2 separate regions of the Homo sapiens genome follow, and region 2 is linked to region 1. The links are chromatin loops, found by intact Hi-C in ENCODE. Cell type or tissue: endothelial cell of umbilical vein. All regions are shown on one strand. Each heading gives the region's core, and the rest is flanking DNA. Links, peaks and the distances in the headings are about the cores only. Region 1 overlaps LOC105370150 (a long non-coding RNA gene). Region 2 has its middle 41 kb from the start of RXFP2.

Evidence for each region. Peaks named below come from ENCODE experiments on the same cell type or tissue, not always from the same donor. Only the 100,000 strongest peaks of a DNase experiment are listed, where the experiment ranks them.
Region 2: it touches region 1 in a loop (11-fold over the local background); 4 of 110 quality-filtered maps call a loop at or near these places.

The regions. Positions count from the first base shown.
Region 1 is chr13:31,425,599-31,438,349 of GRCh38, forward strand. It overlaps LOC105370150 (a long non-coding RNA gene), which reads left to right. Exons shown (of 6, transcript XR_941830.1): 2 at 12,121-12,188. Among named protein-coding and RNA genes, the nearest start is that of B3GLCT, 230 kb to the left of the region's middle. In endothelial cell of umbilical vein, for the core only: a CTCF peak has its summit at 6,205 (motif pointing right); no DNase peak of the experiment used is centred there; H3K27me3 peaks cover 715 bases.
Region 2 is chr13:31,692,221-31,704,971 of GRCh38, forward strand. No RefSeq gene overlaps it. Among named protein-coding and RNA genes, the nearest start is that of RXFP2, 41 kb to the right of the region's middle. In endothelial cell of umbilical vein, for the core only: a CTCF peak has its summit at 7,617 (motif pointing left); a DNase peak (open chromatin) is centred at 7,581.

The DNA of each region.
Region 1 (12,751 bases), core at 2,611-10,610:
GCTCCTGGTTATCACATGACAACAAGGCCTGAAGATTTGCCAATAGATTGTCTCTGGAGTGTGAGAGAAGGAGGGGAGGTGAGGATGAGTCCAAGCATGTTGGCCTGAGCAACTAGAGGGATGAAGCTGCCATTATGAAGACAAGAAGACTGTGGGAGGAGCTGGGGAAGATATTCAGGAGTTGGCTTTTGGACATGTCAACTTTGAGATGCCTAGTAGACATCCATGAGGAGGGCAGTTCGATGTTTGGTTACACAGCCTGCAGGTCAGGAGAAAAGTTCAGACCCAATGTAAGAGTCTTCAGCATAGAGATACTTAAAGCCAAGACATTCAATGAGATCACCAAGGTGTGAGTATTGATAGAGAAGAGGTCCAAGCAGTAAGCTCTGAGGCACTCCAATGCTGAGAGGTCATGGTGGTGAAGAAGAGTCATGGAAGAATACTACAGAGGAATAGGCAATAAGCCAGGAGTCAAACTAGGGAGCCGAGGAAAGAACATACCACGGAAACAGGCAGTAATCAACTGTGTCAGACGGTGTTGATGGGGCAAGTAAGATGAGGACATAGAACTATTTCATTTAGCAACATAAAGGTCATTATTGAGTTTGATTAAGAACTTTTGATATAGTGCCCCATATCCAGATTATAAAACCAATATTATAGCTTGTTAATTTGTTTACATTTCTTTCTATCACACTGATAAGTTAATTTCTTAGACACAGGCAATATGATGTCTCACGCATTTCTGTGTCCTGGCATGCTCAATGAATATTTGTGAAATGAATGTGTAAATACACAAAAGGGAGTATCTTAGATATTGGCCTAGGATGCCTGTGTGGGGCTGCAATCACCCCAGGACTACTGAGCCAGAAACAGACCTCTACTAAAGATTGTGCTTGAATCACCCAGGGATATAGGTGACCATTTGTCCTATTCTTAATGACAGTATCATTCCATAAGTCTCATTTTTTGCATATCATCATCATCCTCATCCTCATCCTCATCATCATCATCATCATCATCATACAATAACCAGATTCTAGCAATTCTTCCCTCATGGTTCATTTTAGAGTAATTCTTCTGCCTTTACTTACCAACTTCTTATACACCCCAACATTATAAACTCTCTAATACCATTTGCTATTGCTCAAGACTAATTGTCTTCATGCACAAACTTTCAAAGACCTATATATTATACTTATTATTCTTTTTGTGGCTTTAAAGGGTGCCTATCATTTAATCATTGAACTGGAGATATTTATTGAGTGAGGTGTGTGCCAGCTAGATGTTACTCTTTGGAGATACATGGTGAGCAAGTTAGACACAGTGACTGCCCTCAGGGAGCTTGCAGTCTAATGGATTTATGTGGCAGAGACATTAAACAAATAACTACAATAAAGTGATAAATGGCATGAGAGGGAAAGTGGCCTCTTCATCCATGTTTTCCAGGGTTCTGTCCTAGGTCCTCCTTTCCTCACTCTCTATGTGCTCCAGGGTGATTTCTTTCACTGTCTTGGATTCCATTAATGACTCTCAAGTAGACATCTCCAGCTCAAATCTTTCTAAACACATCCAACCAATGTCTCTTGGGTCTCTTCTCTTAGGCATCTCAGAATCACTCTCACCAACAGTGTGTCAAAAACAGAAGCAATCATTCCCTGCCCTCCAACACACACCCACACCCACACCCAGGCTCTTCTGTGTTCTAAGCCACCATCATCTGCAGCATCACTGGGCCAGCTGCCCACCCCAACACCAGAGCTCTAGCTTGGGCTTCCTGGTTGACCTCATCCTATTGTTAACAACCTGTCTCTAGTTTTATTACTTGTTTCTCCTAAGCATATCTCAAATCCCACAGTTCCCCTTTTTCCTGCTGAAATTACCATTAAATTGCAACTGCTAAATTTTATTGGACCTTTATTATGTATCAGGCCCTGTAATAAATTCTTTAAATGTGTTTCCTCATACAACCCTCCAATACAATTGGGTAAGATCCGGTGAGTGCTAGCATTATTCCCACTTTTACAGATAAGGAGGCTGCGGTATAGAAAAGTTAAGTACTTTGGAGAGGATCACACAGCTGGTAGGTGAAGGAGCTTTGCACTATGAACCTGTGCCATTACCGTAGAGCCCTTAGTTCAGGCAGCTGTCATCTCTCATCTGGATTTCTCCAATGGCCTCCAGCCATGCCCTTTTCTAAGCTTCACTTCACACCAGAGTAAAATTATGTTCCTACTTAAAGTTCTTTAGTTGCTCCCCTCTACCCTTAGGATAAATCCCATAGGCCGTAATGCAGCTGTTGACATTGTTCCCCATGAACTGACCTCTGGTTACTTTTTAGGGCCTTCTCATTTCCTCCCTCCCCAACCCACCACACAGCCATAAAACACTTTATTTAAACAAAAAAGCATTATTTATTCCAAAGGAAACATTTCATTTTATGAAAAATAATTTTTCTTGTTTAATATTCATCTCCCTCTAATCTCCTTCCTAAATACACTTCCCCCCACTTATACTATTATGAAGTTTTTATTTTTAATTTTTTCCCCAAAGTTTTAGATCTGTTTTATTTTGAACTAATTTAGACCTACAAAAAAGTTGTAAAAATAGTACAGTTCCTTTATATTCTTCAACCAGCTTCCCCTAATGGGAACATCTTGTAAAACCATAGTACAATAATTAAAAACAAGACATTAATACTGGTATAATATTATTAAAGACCTTATTGTAATTTGATCCTTTTTTCACTAATAGCCTTCATTTTTTTTAGAAAAAGATAAAAATAGGACTGTGTTGTAGTGACTTGAATTTTTTTTTTTTTTTTTTTTTTGAGAGGAGTCTCACTCTGTAGCCCAGGCTGGAGTGCAGTGGCACAATCTCAGCTCACTGCAACCTCTGCCTCCTGGGTTCAAGCAATTCTCCTGCCTCAGCCTCCCTAGTAGCTGGGATTACAGGCACCTGCCACCATGCCCGGCTTATTTTTATATTTTTAGTAGAGGTGGGGTTTCACCATGTTGGCCAGGCTGGTCTTGACCTCCTGACCTCAGGTGATCCACCCACCTCAGCCTCTGAAAGTGCTGGGATTACAGGCATGAGCCACCTGACTTGCTTTTTTATTGCTACATAATAATTGTAAGTATTCATGGGGCACATGTGGTATTTTGGTATAAACATATAACATATAATGATCAAATCAGGGTAATTGAGATGTCCATCACTTCAAACATGAATCATTTCTTTATGCTGAGAACATTTCAAATCTTCTCTTCTAGCTATTTAAAAATATACAGTAAACTGTTGATAACTATAGTCTCCCTACTGTGCTATCAAACATTAGGATTTGTTTCTTCTAACTGTATTTTTGCACCCATTAACCAACCTCTTTTCATTCCTCCCCATTACCCTTCCCAGCCTTTGGTAAACGTTACTCTATTCTCTACCTCCATGAGATCAACTTTTTTTTTTTTAGCTCTCACATCTGGGTGAGAATATGGAATATTTATCTTTCTGTAACTGGCTTTTTTAACTTAACGTATTGTTTTCTAGGCTCGTCCATGTTGCTGAAAATGACAGGATATCATTCTTTTTATGGCCAAATAGTATTCCATTGTGTATATATACAACACTCTCTTTTTCTATTCATCCATTGATAGACATTTAAATCGATTCTGTATCTTGGCTATTGTGAATAGTGCTGCAGTAAGCATGGAAGTGCAGATAGCTCTTTGATAAACTAATTTCCTTTCTTTTGGTCTATATCCAGCAGTGGGATTCTAGGTCATATGGTAGTTCTATTTTTAGTTTTTTGAGGACCCTCTATACTGTTTTCCATGATGGCTCTACTAATTTATGTTCCCATCAACAGTGTGCAAAGGTTCCCTTTTCTCCATATCCTCGCCAACAGTTGATATCCTTTATCTTTTTGATAATAGCCATCCTAACAGGTGTGAGGTGATATCTCATTGTGGTTTTAATTTTCATTTCTCTGATAATTAGTGATGCTGAGCATTTTCTCATATACCTGTTGACTATTTGTATGTCTTCTTTTGAGAAATGTCTATTCAGGTCCTTGCTCATTTTATAATCAAGTTATTTATTTTCTTGCTGTTGATGTATTTGAGTTTCTTGTATATTTTGGATATTAACCCCTTATCAAACATACGACTGGCAATATATAGGACATCTCTTCACTCTATTACTTGTTTTCTTTGCTGCGTGGAAGCTTTATAGTTTGAGGTAATCCTGTTGTCTATTTTCACTTTTGTTGCCTGTGCTTTTGGGGTCATATCCAAAAAATTATTGCCCAGAAAAAGCTCATGTTGTTTTCCTCTTATGTTTTCTTCTTGTAGTTTTATAGTTTCAGGTCTTGGTCTTAAATTCCAGTCATTAATCCACCTTTTTTTTGTTGGTTTGTTTTTTGTTTTTTGTGGATTTTTTTTGAGACAGAGTCTCGCTCTGTTGCCCAGGCTAGAGTGCACGGGTGCGATCTTGGCTCACTGCAACCTCCGCCTCCCAGGTTCAAGCGATTCTCCTGCCTCGATCTCCCAAGTAGCTGGGATTACAGGCATGTGCCACCACGCCCGGCTAATTTTTTGTAGTAGAGATGGGGTTTCACTGTGTTAGCTAGGCTGGTCTCGATCTCCTGACCTCGTGATCCACCTGCCTTGGCGTCCCAAAGTGCTGAGATTACAGGCATGAGCCACCGCCTCCAGGCCATTAATCCATCTTGAGTTGATTTTTGTATATGGTGTGAAATGATGGCCCATTTTCATTCTTCTGCATGTGGATATCCAGTTTTTCCAACTCCATTTATTGAAGAGATTCTCCCCATTGTGTGTTCTTGGTGCCTTTGTTGAAAATCAATTGACTGTAAATGCTTGGGTTTATTTCCAGCTAAAGCACTTTCTTTGGTTTAGCTCTGAGTCATCTCCATTTTCCTCTGTTTAGGAAGTCTTCTTTTCACTGTGACTGACCCTCCTCCTTCACTTTTCCCACATTTTCTGGAAATATAATATTTTATCAGTTACGTTTCAGTTCAGAAGTTTTTTTCCTGTAGGAAGCCTCCCTGATTCCCCAAGTCTGGATGAGAAGGTGTGAGAGGCAGAGTACTGGCTCCCCAAAATGTCCATGTCATTAATGCCCTGTACCTGTGGATATATGACCTTGTGTGGCCACAGGACGTCGCAGATGCTATTAAGTTAAGAATACTGAGATGAGGAAATAATCTTAGGTGATGGAGATGAGCAGTGTGATCACAAGGATCCCAATAAGAGGGAGTCAAGAGAGTCAGAATCAGAGGCGATGTGACTGTGGATGCTCCAGAAGCCGGAAAAGGCAAGAAAACATATTCTTCCATAGAGTGTCCACAGGAACACGGCTCTGCGCACTCCTTGATTTAGCCTTGTAAAACCCATTTTGGACTTCTAAACTCCAGAACTATAAAATAATCCATTTGTGTTGTTTTAAGCCACTCAATTTGTAGCAATCTGTTGCAGTAGCAACAGGAAACTCATACAGATGGCTTTCCCTGTGCTTCCATACCTTCCACACTCTATGTCTTCACACTGCAGATTCTATTTCAATGGCTCTATTACCTGCTCATCTCCTAAGTAGCCCATAAGATCTGTAAGAGAATGCACTGAATCAATCTTATGCAACTGATATTCTCAAGTACAAACATTGCTCTTGGAACATACCTGGTGCGAAATTAATATTTTTTGGATGAATGCTTGTCAAACGTGTGGAAATGCTATAATGGGTTTTCCAGGTCTCTCAGGGAATAATTATGAGGAGAAGGTAAGTGTGGTGTTTCTTTGTAGGCTTACCTCAATCTTAAGTATATATACTATATAGAAGGAGCAAAAGTTACTGCTTTTTCTTCATGGGATCATTCTTAGCTTGGTTTGCTTGGCTTTGCATGCCTGGAAATTGACACTTTAATAAAGTGCTTTCTTGTGTTTGCAATCCTGCAGGCACAAGATCCCTTGTTATGAAGAGCTTAAAATAACCTTTCTCAATTACTAGCCTCTCCTGCCTGAAACCTCAGGTTAGTGATGTCAAACAACTTACGATCGGCAGGTGACATACTGTCATTTGGGAGAGTTCTTAAAACTAGATATTCCCAAGCTAAGGCCTGGACCTCTAGCATCAGAATCTCCAGGAGAGGGATCTAGTTCTGCAGGTGATTCTGATGCAGATCCAAATTTGGGAACCCCTGAGACTCAACCCTACAGGAACGTGAAGTGCAGCTGTCACTTTGGCCACTAGATGGCAGGCTTTACTCTCCACCCTGTGGTTCCAGCACAGAAAACTTGTTACAACACCCCACCCACCCCACCCCAAGGGAAATTTAGTATGCTTTGGGCCAAGTGCTAGAATAGATATTTTCGTATGCTTTATCCCGTTGAGCTTCGCAAACACATTGAAAGTTAGGCATCATTATCCCCAATTTACAGATGAAGAAACTGAGGCCTGTGGGATAACACAGAAAGATCATATGCTTTCCATTTAACCATGCTGCCTTAATCTGTTTGGCTTAGACAATTAACTGTCTTGCCTGTAGGAGTTCAGTGAATATTTGTTTAACACATTAACAGATAAACTTAAGCCTGAGAGCAGCACCAGGTGATATCTCTAATTTTCTTCCAAAGCAACTTTATTACAATAATTTATCTTTATTTCAGTTTTCATAAAAGGGCAAGGAGAAATAAACACGAGTTAAATGCATTGCCTTTTAAATTTCTTGGATGGTCTTTGAAGACGAATATGCAGAAGTCTAGTGGTGGGCATGCTGAAAAGATAATCATATTCAGGATATCCAGTGTGGCCACCGATACAACGTGGTCTTATGACACTAGAGGGAATGAGGCTCCTTGAGAGGTGTGGCTCAAAAATTGTGTACCTCCAAGCCAGGATGCTGGTCGGCATGTGGTGTGTGTGTATCTCTCATGTGTGGGGGAGGCCTGTGTGGTGTGTGAGTGTGAAAGGATGGGGGCCAGGGAAAGATGGAAGAGAGAGAGGACATTTGACCTTTCAGTCCTTGTTTCAGTGAGAACATCCAAATGTTATCCTTTTATGTATTGGTACCCCATATGAGATTCTTTTTGGAAAAATGGTTTCCGTGGCCATTAAGAGGCAGAAACTGTTGACCTACGTCATTGTCCAGACTGATAAGCAATTGTATTATTTTGTGCAGAATTTTAATCTGCATTAGCAACATACATAGGCTCAACAAAACACTTTGAATGTATTCTTAAGATGTTTCAGTTAAGGTAAAAATGTTTAAGGTTTGTAGGAAAAAAAGAAAATGAGACACAAAAACAATTACCATGAAAGTCCAAAAATGGTATAAATAAGAAAGGTTCAGACAGAAGTACTTTTAAAATCTACTCTGCTTTATTTCTTCTGTTAAAAGCCAATACGATCTATTAACACGAATGATGAAACTAAAAACGAGAAATCCCTCCTTTTTAGCAACTCTGTCCTGAATGAGGGACAGGATTATGTGACAAAGGACCTCATGAAGGTCTGTGAAATGCCCTGTATAATCCAGATCATTGCAACGGGAAAGTGACTTGGTGGGCCTATACGTGGGTTGCTGAACATTGCCTCAACCTCCCTCCTGCCACCCTGCCAAGATTTTACAGGGACTTAGGAAGGAGACGTCATAAACAGTGGGATCAGCTCAGTAAGCTTGTGTGATTAATACTATGTTTCCCTTTTTCAGTTGCTTAGCATCAAAAAGGAAAAAAATAAGGATTACAAAAAATCAATATCAAGCATAACATAGGATTGGAAACACAGCAATGGTTGGAACAAATTAGAAACACATTTTCATCATCTGACTCCAATAACAAAAGGAAACACCCTTTCCTTCTTTGGGAGCTGTAGCTCTCTGGAGTTTTCAGAAGTCCAAAGGGGGAGACAATGTGGTCTCCAGGTGAGGCTGTAACTGGATCCTGCCAAGTCTCTAATGGTCCCTCTGACACCCTTTCCCCTTAAACTACACCCATCTTGTCTCTTCCCAGGACTCTGTGTCTTTCAGGGGCAGAAGGGGATGGTAGCATTATTCTGGAGATTTTGAACATCTGACAAACCTCCCCTGGTAACTTTTTAGCTGCCTTCCTGGCCCTTAGGGTGAAAGGGGGCAAAATCAAGACCCTTATATTTTGGAGCGATTTTTAAAAACTTCACCAAACAGTTTTGTTAAAATAGATATTTATTTTTCAGCTTTCTTTTGTTCTCCAGTGTTTACATGCTAAGTGTACACGCTCGCATATTCTTGCATATTTCACAATATTCTTTAAAAAAGCTGTTCGGTTTCTTGTGACAGGAATTCAGACCTGGCTTCTGAGCTGTGGCACAGCAGAGGAAAGGCAGCCAGCACGGGATCTGAAACAGCCCGAGGGGCCTTCCCTCATTAGCCCTTTTGATACCCAGTGAAGAGTCACTCTGTCTTTACAACATCTTATTTTCTTTTTACTTGTAGCGCTGAACTCTGGAGGTAATGAGATATCATTGTCACACTCTCTCTCTCCCCCCTATTTAAATGTGCATTCTGTGAAGGTGGGAAGCTTAAACAGTGCCTGGTATATAATAATTGATCAACAAATATTTGTTGAAAAATGGGAAGATACTTATTTAGATAGTGAAGGGCGTGTGGGGGGTGGGCAGGATTGCTGCTCTGGGTGCAGTCTGGACAGCTAAGTATTAACCAGCTCAGCGAAGGGTCAGCAGGGACAGCCTTTTATACCCTGCCCTCTTGGTACCCTAGTTCTTGTCTGGTATTGAGAAAGAATCAGGTTACAAGAAATAATTGAAGGGTGGTGAATGTGGAGGACTTTATTGAGTGGTGGAAGTGGCTCTCAGCAGAAAGGGGAACTGGAAAGCGGGTGGAGTGGGAAGACAATCTTCCCCTGGAGTCCAGCCATCCCTAGCTGAACTCCTCTCCGACCACAGTCTCCGACATCCAGCTGTTTCTTCTCCTCTTGATGTTCAGACACTTCTCTCTTCTGTGTGTATGACTGCTGAGTCTGGGGTCTGGGGTTCTCATGGGTACAGAATAGGGGACGGGATGGGCCAAAAGGCAACATTTGGCCAGGAAAACAGGGATAGTTCTCACTTTGGGCCACGGGTCTAGGTTTAAGGGTGGAGCCCTCGTCAGGAACTCTGCCCTCTTCTACCCGGTATTTCCCTGCCTCCTGGCCTTATCAATGTTACCTCCCGGACTTATCAATGTCACGTCTTCCTCAAGTTCCTAGTGTCGCCCAGTCCAAGTCAATGACTCAGTAGATTAATCAGCAACCTTTTCTCTCAAATTGTCAAAAGCTGTTCAGAGTTATTGAAGACGCTCAATTTGCTGCAGTTAGGGATGCAGAAATTTGATGAATAAAAAAATTATCAGATTTTAACTTAAGACCCTAATTGTTAGATCTTTATTTTCTTTAAGGCTTTTGGAAAAGGAAATAAAAAAATTTTAAGTACTTATAGACGGCATGAAGAGGAGATGCAAAGATTTAGGTCTTTGAGAAAGAAGTGGATTTTTTAAGTGTTAAAAAATCATCATTTTTAGTCTAAAGGCACTGAGTGCAAGGATAATTAAGCAAGTAAAAGTCTCACTTTTTGAACTCAGAAAGTGATAGTTCATTGACTTCATGGATTTTCAACTTAGCAAAATTGCCTTTTAAAAAATAACTAATGCTGTCTTTCTCCTGAGAAAAGCTTTTTTTTTTCCACCTCAGTTTTTTCATAAGCCCAAAAGTATTTTTGCATTTAGGCAGGCCTTTCTATGTGGATTTTGGTGTGAATGTAGATAGTTCTTAAGTTTCTTTCTATGCCCAAATTACTGCTCAGTTATTTCTTTCATACAAACATGTTTTGAGTTGAACCACTAATTTTTACTTATAATATCTAATTTAGCTAAAGTAACTTCACAGACCCCTTAAAACTTGCTCTATAAAAGTGGGAATACTGAAAATCACTAAGTCACCATGGGGCAAAGGGCATAGAATATGCTAGAAGTGACTCTTGCCGGGTTGTAATTTTGGCTGGCCCTGACTTGCATTGCATGTCAATTGCAGGAGTTTGTTACCTACCTTGGAGGGTTTCGATGGGGAAGATCCCTGCAAGCTGCAGGAAGTTCTTTGGACCAATGATTAACCAACCGCCCTGGCACCTTCCTGGCAATGTTGTATTCTTGCCAAGAGGTGGGGAGCTTCCAGGGACCACTGGGGGACACAGAAGAAAACCTGGGAAAATTGAAGCAGAACCCCTGAGATGTGGCTGACCAGATATATGCCCTGGCATCCTGGCTCACGGGATGGGAAAAAAAATAACCTGTGCGTGTCTACTAATTGTTTCAGATCTGAAGAAAAAACTATGATAGATGCCTTTATATACTTTCTGAAAAAGAAATTCCTCAGTATATCACTTACATATCTACAACACTGTTGGGAATGTTCATAATTATAATCATAGCCACAGAGAGACTGTAGATGTTTAAATTCTGTTCCTGGTCAATCTGAGTGTTCTGGAAGGAAAGGAGATTATTTCTGAATGCATGTATTTCTGCATTTCATATCTAGATATTAATTCATGCTGTGATCAATCAAACCCTCTCTGGTTCTTATTAATACCTTATATTTATTTGGGGGCTTTTTCCTCGAGGAGGTATTGTTATAGTAAGTAGCTAGTCTGGCATGAGCAAGACAGGAGAGGGCTCTCCCACCCTGCCCCAGGAATGTCAGGCGACATCAGGTGATGGTCTGGCTGTTGTTAATTGTCTCTCTAAAATAATAATTTGTCACAGTCAGTGCCAGGGAAAGGCAGTTTTCCTATGATAGAAAAAAACCTGAAACTAGTGATCAGCAGTTTCCTGATAAGATCTCAGGAGTTGGGCAGTGGGCTCCAGCATGTGCATTAAGAGGTAAAATGACGGAGTTTAACTGGTCTATGATGTTCCATTGACATTTGACTGGTACGGGAAGAATGCCTCAAGTGAGCATGTGTACAACTCCGTAAACACACTGCACTTGCTCACCTCCCAACTGCCAGTAGGTCACTGCTCGTCAAACAGCCCACAGCCAAGGGAAGAATTAGGGAAGAAGGAATGCAAGACAGCAGAGGAGGTCTTTTGATCACAAGTCAAAGGTCAAACCACACACTTGTCCTTCAAGTTGACTGCTTGGCCCTCTTACAAGTATACTTTCTTTCCTTTTTTTTTCCTGCTTGAAAGCTTTTAATACACTTTCACACCTGCTCTAAAACTTGCCTCGGTCTTTTCCTCTGCCTTATGCCTCTCGGTCGAATTCTTTCTTCTGAGGAGACAAGAATTGAGACTGCTGCAAACCCATATGGATTTACTGCTGCTAACAGTATAATTATTTTATTTGAAATGTTCACACCCTTTCATCATATTACAGAAAACAGACAAGCAATATCCATATAGCTCTCCTCCCATCACCCACTTTAGTCCCATCTTCCAAAATAAGCAAATGATAGCCTTAAGTGGACATTATCATCAGTAAGAAAGGAAGTGGAGGGAAACATGTTTACGTAATGGGACAAGCACTGGACAACAGCTAGGGAAAATGATATGACGCCTTACTGCTGCTAGCCAGCAGTGTGATGTTGGAGGAAGGTACATTTGGGGGTCATAATTTCCTTACCTACAAAATAAGAAAGGTAGGATGTGTATGACCTCTTCAAGCTCAAATTCCAGGATTGGAGTTTAGAGAGCAGCAGAAAATGGCTGAGACCCTTTTTGGGGACAGTCTCCCCTCATACTGGGGATTCTCTTATTTTTCTTCTCAGGGAAACAATAAGCATATTGTGGATTGTAATAAAGAACATTCAGCAGATCGTCATTTTGTCATCACTGTGAATACAGCTTCTGAAAGGAAAGGGACAGAGAAAGAGAAGAAAGAGACTAAAACAAGGAAAAGAGTTTCATTAAAAAAAGAAGATGAAATTTATGCCAAGTTCAAAAACTCAACTGACCATCAAAATGTACACTCATGGTATATGGATAGGTTAAAAAAATGAAACATGGTACATAATTTTTAAAAAGGAAACAATATTTACGTATAATCCAAATCAATCTACATGTTGTTTTATTTAAAGGATTCCCCAATCCAGAGTGCTTGGGAATAAGAGTTTCTGGATGGCCAAGTTTACCCAGATACCTAAAGGTTAGTTAACCTTTTAAATTTTGTAATTTATTTTTAATGGGAAGCTTTCTAAAGTGTACATTTCCTTGTCTTATGAGACAGAGTAGATTAAATGGACCATTTGATCATAATTAGCCCTTGGGAATATAAGTATCTAGTGCTCAGTTCATAGTTACAGACTCAGATGTAGATACAGATTGAATAGCTTGTGTGCTGAAGGCTCACAGACACAATTGTGCTCCTGAAATGTGTTTGTGTTTTTGTGATTAGTGCTTTGTAAATTCCCTGCTATCAATTTGAATCACAGTTATTTGCCTGCTTCTCATAAAGAAAGTGTGGCCTGAGGCTACACCAGCTAAATGAATTCCTGAGGAGTTGAGCATAGCTGCCTCTCAGAACATTTAGTGATCTAATGAAGGCAGCTTTTCTAATGATTGCTGTTAGGTCCTTTTGCTTGTAAGCACTGTTCAGTACATGGTTGTTCACATCCTGGACCACAGGCTCCTAGTCCGCATGGGCCACCCCTTCTCTCTACGATGTCACGTGTTATATCTCTTTACAGTCACTTCCCCCAGTGCTTTCAG
Region 2 (12,751 bases), core at 3,150-11,149, 270 kb after region 1:
TACCAGAGGTACAAAGAGGAGCTGGTACCATTCATTCTGAAACTATTACAAACAATAGATAAAGAAGGAATCCTCCCTAACTCATTTTATGAGGCCAGTGTCATCCTGATACCAAAACCTGGCAGGACACAATAACAAAATATTTCAGGCCAATATCCCTGACGAACATCAATGCAAAAACCCTCAATAAAGTACTGGCAAACTGAATTCAGCAGCACATCAAAAAGCTTATCCACCACAATCAAGTCAGCTTCATCCCTGGGATGCAAGGCTTGTTCAACATATGCAAATCAATAAATATAATCTATCACATAAACAGAACCAATGACAAAAACCACATGATTATTTGAATAGATGCAGAAAAGGCCTTTGATAAAATTCAACACCGCTTCATGCTAAAAACTCTCAATAAGAAAACAAAAACGGGACCCCTTCCTCACACCTTATACAAAAATTAACTCAGTATGATTAAAGACTTAAACGTTAAACCTAAAACTATAAAAACCATAGAAGAAAACCTAGGCAATACCATTCAGGACATAGGCATGGGCAAAGACTTCATGACTAAAACACCAAAAGCAATAGCAACAAAAGCCAAAATTGACAAATGGGATCTAATTAAACTAAAGAGCTTCTGCACAGCAAAATAAACTATCATCAGAGTGAACAGGCAACCTACAGAATGGGAGAAAATTTTTTCCTAACTTCATTTTTCTGTTGCAGGATTCCATCCCAGATATCACATCACATTTATTTGTCATGTCTTTTTGGGCTCCTTTGGTTGTGAGTCGCCCCTACTTTCCTTCATTCTTCTTTATGGCTGAATAGTACCCCTTTGTGTATATAAACCACATTTTTTTATTATACTTTAAGTTCTGGGGTACATGTGCAGAACATGCAGCTTTGTTACATACGTATACATGTGCCATGGTGGTTTGCTGCACCCATCAACCTGTCACCTACATTAGGTATTTCTCCTAATGTTATCCCTCTCCTAGCCCTCCACCCCCTGACAGGCCCCAGTGTGTGATGTTCCCCAACCTGTGTCCCTGTGTTCTCATTGTTCAACTCCCATTTATGAGTGAGAACATGCAGTGTTTGGTTTTCTGATCTTGTGCTACTTTGCTGAGAATGATGGTTTCCAGCTTCATCCATGTCCCTGCAAAGGACATGAACTCATCCTTTTTTATGGCTGCATAGTATTCCATGGTGTATATGTTCCACACTTTCTTTATCCAGTGTGTCATTGATGGGCATTTGGGTTAGTTCTAAGACAGGTCTTTTGAAATTATCCAATCAGAGGAATGGTTTTTAAAAAGGAATAAAAAAGAGTAAAGAAGTCTTATAGGACTTATGAGACACCATTATGTGAAACTCCTGACCTCAAGTGATCCACCCACCTTGGCCTCCCAAAGTGCTGAGATTACAGGTGTGAACTACTGTGCCTGGCTGGCTGTAATATATTTTATGTAATTTTCATGGTAATCACCAAGAATAAAACCTGTAGTAGATAATAAAAATATTAAGAGAAAAGAATCAGAGCATACCACCACAACAGAATTCCATTAAAATTAAAGTATCCTGCTCTATGAAAGAAGTTGTTAAGAGAATAAGAAAATATACAATAGGAGTAATATTTACAAAACACATACCTGAGAAAGTATTTGTTTCCAAAGTAGACATAGAAACTTTTTTTTATTATTATACTTTAAATTCTGTGGTACACGTGCATGTGTTCTCATTGTTCAACTCCCACTTATGAATGAGAACATGTGGTGTTTGGTTTTCTGTTCTTGTGTTATTTTGCTGAGAATGATGGTTTCCAGCTTCATCCATGGCCCTGCAAAGGACATGAACTCATCCTTTTTTAGGCTGCATAGTATTCCATGGTGAATATGTGCCACATTTTCTTTATCCAGTCTATCATTGATGAGCATTTGGGTTGGTTCCAAGTCTTTGCTATTGTGAACAGTGCCACAATAAACATACATGTGCATATGCCTATATAGTAGAATGATTTATTCCATGGTGTATATGTGCCACATTTTCTTAATCCAGTCTATCATTGATGGACATTCGTATAAACCACATTTTTTAATCCATTCATCCATTGATGGACACTTAGGTTGATTCCATATTTTGCCTATTGTGAATAGTAGCTCTAACTCACTTTTTCCGTTATAAAAACCATGAGTTCTTTTTCACATGTAATACTTTACCAGCTTGGGGAAAGGGCATTGTGGTTAAAAAGACTCATCTTCCTTATGATCTGCTCCTGATTTGTCTTTGCTCTGTGCCCGAGGGATCATCACAGCCCCGGTTTTAAGCTCTCAGATACTCTGGGTAATATTACTGCCGCTGAATAGTTGTTGACTGGCTTTCTGTGGGGAAGAGTGGATTCCAATTACTTCTACTTTGTCATTTTACTGATGTCACTCTCCCTGACTACATTTTTAATCATTAAAAATGTGTGAAAGATTTCAATTGAGGGCCTTATACACAATACCTGATCGGTAATTCTCAAAACTGTCAAAATCATCAAAAATAAGAAACTTACCCAGTGACTTCACTCAACAGAAGGCTGTAGCCTGAGTCTCTGTTTGTGGAGCCCAGGCTGCAACCTTGCCTGAATGCACAGTTCAGCCACTGGCAGAAGCCAGCCATGGTGCACAGCCTGGAGCCCCACCTGACCAAGAGCATTTGTGGAACCCAGCCTACCTTTCCAACCAATTGTAGAGTCCAACCAATGGCACCACCCAGCCAAGGAGCACAGCGTGCAATGCACTCAGACAAGGATTGTCGATCCCTGTGAAGGACTCTTCCTGACTGCAAAGTCTAGTCAGAGGTTCCACCCAACTAGGGAGCCAAACAGTAGCCCTGCCTTAGCTTGAAGCCCAGCCAGAACCCATCTCACCTCAAAGCATGGGGAGGAGCCCCACCCACCTAAAGAATCTTACAGCAAGCTCCACCTGCCTACATATACTAAGAGCTGGCCTACCAAGAACCCCAGGATGGACTAACTGACGGAGGTCTATCCCTGCCAAAGTGAACCCATAAAGGCTAGAAGAGGTAGCTGCTTCCTCAGATGTGCAAACACCAGTGCAAGGATACAAGGATCATAAAAAATCAGGGAAACAATACACCATCAAATGAAACTAATAAAGCTCAAATGACTGATTCTAAAGAAACAAAGATCTGTTAACTGACTGACAAAGAATTCAGAATAATCCTCTACAAGGAGTTCTGTAAACAAGAAAAAATTGATAGACAACTAAACAAAATTAGGAAAATACATGAACAAATCTAGAAGTTCAACAAAAAAAATCCATTTATTAAAAACAGAAATTCTAGAGATAAAGAATAATGATTAAACTAAGGAGTTCAATAGAGAACTTCAACAGCATACTAGATTGAGCAGAAGAAAGAATCAATTAACTTGAAGACAGGTTTTTATGTTTGTGTGTATTTTTTTGTTTGTTTGTTTGTTTTTGACGGAGTCTTGCTCTGTCGCCAGGCTGGAGTGCAGTGGCGCAATCTCGGCTCACTGCAACCTCCGCCTCCCGGGTTCAAGCAATTCCCCTGCCTCAGCTTCCCGAGTAGCTGGGACTACAGGTGTGTGCCATGAAGACAGGTCTTTTGAAGTTATCCAATCAGAGGAACGGTTTTTAAAAAGGAATAAAAAAAGAGTAAAGAAGTCTTATAGGACTTACGAGACACACATTACGTGAAACTCCTGACCTCAAGTGATCCACCCACCTTGGCCTCCCAAAGTGCTGGGATTACAGGTATGAGCCACCATGCCTGGCTGGCTATAATATATTTTATGTAATTTTTGTGGTAATCACCAAGAATAAAACCTGTAGTAGATAATAAAAATATTAAGAGAAAGGAATCAGAGCATACCACCACAACAGAAAACATCAAACCACAAAGGAAGACAGCAAGAGAGAGGAAACAAACAAAAATACAACAAAACAGTCAGAAAAAAAATATCAAAATGGCATCAGTAAGTCCTCACCTATCAATAATTACTTAAACCTAAATGAATTAAATTTTCTAATCAAAACACATAGAGTGGCTATCTTTTGATCCTCTGGGGGTTGCAGTAGGGGAGATCCTTCCAGGCTAGTCACTATACAGACGGTAGGGACTGGAAGGATTTTCTTTTATAGAAATAAACCAAAAATGTGGTCACAATATCTAGAAAATAATTATTTCATTGTGAAGCATTTTATTAAATCCTAATATTAAATCACATTTAATTATACATTCATTGACTCACATTCAGTAAAATTGCACAAAACCAGAACTATTCAAAAATTCAGATCAACATAAATATCACCACAAAAGCAGCAGTCACTATGCCTGTTAGAAATGCTCACAGACAGCCTGCCCAGTCCTCCAATGATGATGGTTTTTCAGATCTGTACCACGTCTGTAGCTGTGCCACTCATGTCTCTGTGAGGGTCACCATTAGAATGTTCTGTGGCATGGCTCTCCCCCCTTCACAGAGTATTTCTAGAGGCTTGAATGTTGACTAAATTTATACTTTGTGATTGTATAACCTAACTCTTTATCAAACTTCTAGATTTCTCTTAATAAATAAGTGATTTGACTACTGACTATTAGATGTCTTTCTCTTTTTCCTGTTTTGAAAAAAAAAATTTTAATCTGTCTTTGATTTCTTACCTACTTATGGAAACATGACAATTTAACCAGCTTTTAACTACAAAGCTACTGCTATATTCCTCTGCAGTTCTTCTCTCTGCCTCACAATTTCTGTTATTTGGGACAATGATGCCAACTTGCTGAACAGCAATGGAGAGGATCCACCAATGATATATAAATCAACCATTCCAAATCTTCCTCATGAAAACGAAAATACTTGGACAACCTTCAAAACATTGATTTTATATAATTTGAGGCATCTGAAATGCATAGACACATCCCACTTAAGGATCTATCTACGTTGCACCAAGCAATATAAATTTCTGGATTATGTTAAACCAATTCAAAGATAATAGTCATTAATTAGCAGTGTAGAGATAACCATAAAGGTAGTTCCATGTCATGCTTGAATCTTCTCTAAAATGACACCAAAAAATGTTCTATTTTGTTTATTTGATTATCGACAATTGCCAAGTATTCATTTTATTCCATTGTCAGTACCTGAGCTTGCAGCATTTCTCATTTCTTCCCAGATCAAAACCACATGCACAATACCCTTTAGAAGATAATTTGAACTGCTGATCTTTAATCTTTTGCCATAATGACTCATAGCAAAGAAATTTTCACTTGAATGGTAGCTCTTGGATACATTATTTCAGAGGAATGAGTCTAACAGTAAGACATCCATGCAGGTTGTCTGGGAAGATGTTTTGGATTAGAACCTTTCAAATATTCCACTTTGTCTTTATTTAGTGTTAACAGATTTGTGTTATGTATACATTGTGTTATCTTTCTTATGAAGATTTGATGGTCTTTAAATGAAGAAAGATAAAATGTGAATTCTTGTGATTATACAGCTATGTACAAATGGTCTTGATTAGCACTGTCCAATATATTATTTATGAAATTTTAGATTTTCTATTAGCCACATTTTAAAAAGTGAAACGAGGTTAAATTAATTTTCATGATATATTTTAACTCAATGTATTCAAAATATTACCATTTCAACATATAACAAATATTTTTAAGTTATAGTTGAGATATTTTAATTATTTTTGTACTGTTTTTTGCAATCTGGTTGTGTTTTGCACATACAGCACATTTCTGTTAGAACTAGCCACATTTAAAGTGCTCAGTCACTACATGTAGTTAGTGGCTACCATCTTGGACAGAGCAGGTCTAGTTACAGTGGTGATTAAGAGGAGCAAATGGGCTTCAGATGGTTTAAGAGTTGGAGCTAATATGATACAATGAGAAAAATGTGGGGTTTGGTTACTTATATTCAAATTCTAGTTTTCCTAATTAACTAAGAACCTTTAGAAAAATGGTCTTGAATCTCTCTGTCTGTTTGCATGTTTGTCAAAAACAGAAAATGATATTTCATCTGGTTATAGTTAACATTAAATGAGGTAATGTGCATAAGTCTTTGAAAATGCAGAAAGGCCAGTGTTCAGAGAGTGGGGCTCTCATGAGGGGCAGGAGCTTGAAAGAAAGATAAATCCCAGGAATCCAGGAAACCCAGCTGGAAGTGAACTGTTCTGCAACTAGATTCCCCTGGAGAGGTAGGTTGCACAAAAGTTACTCTCATGGTTACTGAAATGAAGAAATATGCTTTTGGGTCTAGCAGCTGAGGGGTCCTTGCCAGCTCTACAGACCACTGAGAGCTGATGATAGAAGCACACGCTGCCCATGTAGAGTCCTCTGGGTCTAGGGAGTTGAAGATCTATCTGCAAGAGAATGGAACTCAGCGTTCATTGTACATGGCTCAGATAAAACCGGGCTCTGGGCAGGGATTCACACTTTTTTTAATGACCTGAATAAAATGAGGTGGGAAAGATAACTTTCTAGTTCTATTGTTCTATAAAACAAAAACCTGTAATTGTTTGAAATAACAAAGCAAGGAATCTTTCTTAAAGGAGACAGCGGAAAGAAAAGTAACCTAAGAATGCCTAGTTGGTTTGATGCTAAACTGAGGGAAGGAAGTACATTTGACAGTAAAAGTAAAAACCTGATTTTAATGTATAATTTGTAAGAGGTATAGCAAAGAGGTAACCATACCCTGATGGAAATAAGATGTTCAAGTTGCTGAAGTCATTATAGAGGAAAATGTGTATACAGGTACATAAAGAGGCAAATTAAAAAGAAGAGAAATGTGTGTTTGTTTCATCAAATACCCAGAAAGACAAGGTAACCTGGAAAACATAACTTTAAAAGAGGGAATGTTATATGTCCCTCAAGGGAGAAAGCACAAACATGTCTGTTTCTTGCTACACAAATATCTTCTTCATAAGAATAGCAGTGCAACCATAAATCTTTAGAGTATGTATCAATGAATAAATAAAGAAATGGATGAATATATAACTACTCAATAGAGCAGAAGTAGAAGTTAGGAAAATAAGAAAAAGAGAAGAAAAAAATAAATGCACAGGTCCCAGTGGTGGAAGAAAGAACTAATTCCCAGATGTAAGTAAACTATTCATATATCTTATGGGACGAGGAAAAAACAAACTGAAACAGCAAACCCAGAGTATAAAGTCAGAAGACAGTGTTAATAGCAAAAACAGTTTAATACTTTTGTTTTGTTTGTTCTTTTTTGATGGTGATGGAATGGGTCTTATTACTGCTAGCATCCCTCTGCTTAAGGAAACTTCCTAAACAAACATTCTTACAAAATGTATTAATTTGGAAGTAGCAGTGTTCTAAGACAGATTTAATTCACAAAAAATAATTATCCTTCCTAGTGCTTTTTTTTTTTTTTTTTTTTTTTTGTAAACATGAGCTATTTTACCAAGTTGGAAATAACTGAATTGGGAAAAGTGGTTGAGAAGCAAGTGGCTTTTCTTATTTAAATGAAATTTTAGGGGAATCAAAAGCTGACTTCATTTTCTCGCCTGTGAAAATAGCTCAATGCAATGACCACATTCCACAGTGTCACCTAGTGGTCTTAAGGGTCTGGATCCAGAGCCGAGGCAAACAATGGGGAGACGTACTCTTGGCTTCAGAAACCTGCCATTTCAGAGAGCAACCTTCTCTTTTTATTGAAAGAGGGAGTTTAAAAGGATTAATTGCTGGCTTCAGAGCTTGGTTATGAGGCTAACAGTCTCCAGCTTCACCTATGCTAATGAGTTTTACAGCATTGGCCCTCAGTTATTTTTACAAGCTTTAAGTCAGAGCTTTGAAATTCGGTTTGCACATATCTGATGTAAAACTGTGTGGTCTGGTATTTTTTTTGAGATTTCTGTCCAAGAACAAGATAGAGAACATATCAGACAAAGAAATGCATGGTTTTATGCAAACATTATTTCCAAGTTGTGTGGAAATGATGTGTACACAAACAGCCTCATTCTCCCCATCATGCTGTCACTGTGTCTCCTATGTTTGATTGTCACTTGATTACAAGACTGTAGGCCTCACTGATGTGGCAGTGCCGTTTGGTTCAGGACACTGTCCTTTGTCTCCAGGACCATTGCAACTGCCCCTTCACTGACTTACCTGCTACCTTAGTTCATTTTCTGCTGTTAGAACACCACACACTGGATACTTTATATAAGAAAGAGGTTTATTTTGTCTCACAGTTCTGGAGGCTAAAAATCCAAGAGCATGGTGCCAACATCTGGTGAGGGCCTCATGCTGCTTTATAACATGGCAGGAGGTATCACCTGGTGGAAGAGGAAGCCGAGCAAGCCAAGGAAGCCGAATTCCAACTCACTTTTGTAACAACCCACTGTCATGATAACTACACCCCTCCCATGAGATCTAACTCACTCCTGTAAGAACAACATTAATTCCTTTATAAAGGCAGAGCCCCTGTGACCCAAACATGTCTTAGAGGTCCCATCACATCTCAATACCACATTGCAGACCAAATTTTAACACGAGTTCTTGGGGAGGAACAAACCACATCCAAACCATAGCAACTTCCGACATCCTGGACCCTTGAGAATTTATTCCCTTCATTGCTGCCAGTCCACTTTCTGAAATATCAATTTGATTGTGTTATTCTCTACCTAAACCCTTGATGGGTTTGTTTTTTTTTTGACCTCAGCATAAAGTCCAAATTCCTCAAGGGACATGTATGACTCTTCAGGACCCACCACTACTCACCTCCTAGGCTTGTCTCCTTCTACTCCTACTCAGATTCAAGCCCAGCCAGACCAAGCCTTATGGGATGCACACCTAGGCCCTTGCTCATGTTGCTCCTACTGCTAGAACGCTCTTCCCCTCCCCATCTTTACCTGTGTTATTCCTGCTCATTCTTTGTCCTTCTTGAACCTCAAACTTGGGTTAGGTATCTCTCCTACATTCTCCTAGAGTATTCCTCATGATCCATCTTGTGATACTTCATATACTGTTTAATCATTACTTCTACTTCATTATACTATTAACTCCTTGAGTGTCTTATATCTTTATATCCCTAGTGCCTTTAAGAGTGCCTGGGACAGACTTAACCTTGACAAATATTTGAATGAAAGAATGCATGAATAATTAAGTCCATGGCTTGCTTCTCTGCACCTAATGCAACCAGCCAATCAACTTTGTTCCAAATATGAATGTGAAATGATGCTTGATGAAACTTATCTGGGGCTATTAAATCACAGAACCAAAGAAAAAGAAGATGTGTTACATTCTAAAAAGAGCTCACAACAATAAAAGTCGGACATCCCCCACCCAGGCTCTACTACAACTAAATAGGTGGTGGTTCTACAAACAGACAGATAAATTTAAGGCAATTTTTCTAAAGGTTCTTAATTAACTGGGGGAACTAATTTAATTCTGAAAATTCGTGAGAAATATTTTCCAGTAAAAATATCACATTGGTATGCAGAAGAATTACCTAAGAATTAATCGTGAACTCTTAAATCAATACACAACAGTTCTCAAATATCTAAGGAAATTATTTCACTTTAGAAAATTCCTATTTAAAATTATTTTCACTATCTTGCAAGTACAAAATTTGTTCTGATTTTTTGAGTATACCTAAGTTAAAGATAGCCCTTTTGTGATGTTAATTTACCTATGAACTCCTTCCAAATTGTCTTTATGAAGAAGTTGATGACTTAGATATTATTTCTCTTTTCACAGTTGAAAACACCACCTGATACTTGGAAAGGTGCTCAATGCCACCCTGGGTAAACATCGGTGGTTTCCATTTATGTACTGGTTTCCTTTGCTCTACTTCCTATCATACTGGTATGGAAAGAATTTTTAAAGACATAAATGATCTAAGGAAATAATAATTTAATATACTTGGGGTTGAATACAAAAGAAATTTTAATGTTCTTTTCACTTGTATCAAAGTAAAGGAAGAAAGTAAAAGAGATGTGCAATAAAATGTGATATAAAGTTTTATTTTGGGTCTTATAGGACATGTTTAGGGACAATAAATTTTTATGCTATATGTCAATATTTTTGTTGGAACTATTAACAACTCCATTAGCAGATGGAAATTCTCTCATTCGATGTATGAAACCTGTGAATCTCCTTCTCAGATAAATTTTATAGAGAATATTTTTCATATTTATATGAAACAGAGACTAAGTGGAAAATAAACTCTGCTTCATAGAGGAACAGTATTTCTGCCATTAATGTCTGAATTTTCTTGTTTGTAGCATTCTAATGGTATTTTATGATATCTGAAAAGAACCTCTCATATTTGTGCAACCCTCGAGATAACAAACTTCAAAAAGACCCAGAGATCACAGTGAAAATATGCTTTCCATTATGCCTACTGAAATGTTGAGCATAAGTCACATATACGTCTATTTGGTTTATAAAGTGTATCATTCAAGCTCCTATTTCAGTTGGAATCCAACTATTCATTGAATGAGAATGGAACTATGGAATTAGGAGTTTGGGATTCTAGTCCCCTCTTGCTAACTACCTGTGTGATCAGGGACAGAATCTATTATTTTTCTAGGGCCTTGGGTTTCTCTGTTGTGAAATGAGTTGAACTAGATGATTTCTAAGATCTCATTTTCATAGAGCCTGAAAAGTGATTAAATGAATTATTATATAAAAATTATACATCACATCAACAGAATATTTTCCTTCCTCGAGCCACCAAGATGTTACATTTTAATAACTCCGAATTTGCCTAGAATGCTCTCTGCCATGTTTTTGCCCTGTGTGAACTAAAAACAAGGTTAAATGGAATCTACTTGGAGGAAGTATTGATCTTATTTTTCTGTGAGATTAGAACCTGAAGAACAGCATCTGTTATTTTAGTACTTAGTTAGAATTCCAATTATACACCTGCTTGACAAAATTTCCCAAAATGTATTCTCTTGAACACTGGCTCTGCGTGAGTTAACAGATACCCTGCTCTTACAGTAAGAGTCCTGATGTCAAATAATTTGGAGAAATGGTGGATCAGCAAAATTAAACCAGCCTCATTACCAAATTCAGAATATTAAACTTGTGAATGCTAATTTTTATTTTCCAATACAGAAACGTAGTGTGCTGTGAGCGGCGGGGGAGGTGGGGGTGGGATGCTGCCACATCAGTAGGTAACCCCCTCCCATCACACCTAGCTCCCAGCATGAGTAATCAAACAATGAGATTTTTGGCCAGAGCAACCAAGTATGTAGATGCTAAACCAAACCCAGATTTATTAGGAGTAGTAGAAAAGGCAGATCTTGAACCCGTCTAAAAAAGTTCCATTTAAGCAATCTGCAAGTTCAATTTAAAGAAATACTCCCTAAAAATGAGAGAGAAGCAAAAATGGAAAGGACTTTTCTGGAGGCAATGGGTTGCGTTCACAGAAAATGTTCACACTGAGGTCACCAAGAATTACAGGAACCACATATTCTGGGCTTTTCCCAGGGGAAAGGTGGGTTGTGCTTGCTTTTGGTTAAGGGGACCCTGCCCATCACTGCAGATACCTTGTGAAGGTCAGGTGCTTACTCAGCGGGGGATCTCATGGCAGGGCTCTGCTACCCAGTCATTTTGCTGGAAGGCTGTGGGGTGGTATCCACTCCAGGGTCTGAGCTCACTGGTACAGCCTCAGGGACCAGGATAACCATGAGGCCAGGAGAGGAATATCACCCTCCCTGAAGTTCATCCTAACCTCAGCATCATCCTCCCCGACTACCATGGACACCCAGCCAGCCTGACCCCATGTACTGGTCACAGAACAAAGTTCAAAAATGAGGCAGCAGAGTTTAGAAATTAGAGCACGGCTTTTGGGGTCAGACTCCCTGGGTTGGTATTCTCAGCAGTGATATGAACTATCTGTATCCCAGTTTCCCCATCATAAATTAGGGCATTATTTGAAGAGCTACCATGGAGTTGTTTTGAGAATTGAATGAGTTAGTCCACAGGAAACAATTCATAGATATTATTATTACTTTGCATTACTACAGCAGATTCAATTTTTTAAGTATTTCTAAATCTATTCTCTTATTTGAATCTTATAAAACCCTATAAATTAGGGCAAATGTAAAGTATTAGGCTTTTTTCTGAGATGAGGAAATTGAAGCAAAAAGCAGCTGTATGACTTAGATGGTTAAGAGTTTAGAATCAGGGATAGTTGGTTTTGAATCTGATTCTACCACCTACTAGTCCTATGACTTTTAGTAAATGTCTTAACCTGTCTATGTCTCTATTTGCTCTTATCTAAAATGGAAATAATAATGGTATTTACCTCATCATGTTGTGAGAAATCAGAGTTAGTGAATTTCAAAGAATTTATAACAATTCTCAGCAAATAAGAACTAGTCAGTTTTACTGTTGTTTTTACTATTTCTCCCCTAATTAGTCTTACTATTTCCCTGCTGCCCCAGTGCTTGATAAAATACTTGCTACATAATAGGTGATAAATAATATTTCACTGAATAAAAATGCTATAGGATTTCAGAAAAGAAGGAGATCATGAGACCTGGGGAAAGTCCTAGAAGATTTTATGAAGGAGGTGGGGCTTGGGTTGGCTTCATGGGTGACTGGAATTTAAATATGTGATGGAAAACACATCAGCATTTTTATAGATGACAGAAGAGATAATATACATTATACATATACTCCTGGGTTTATTCATTTACCGTTATACATTTACTCCTGGATTTACCACATTCAACTTTGTATTATT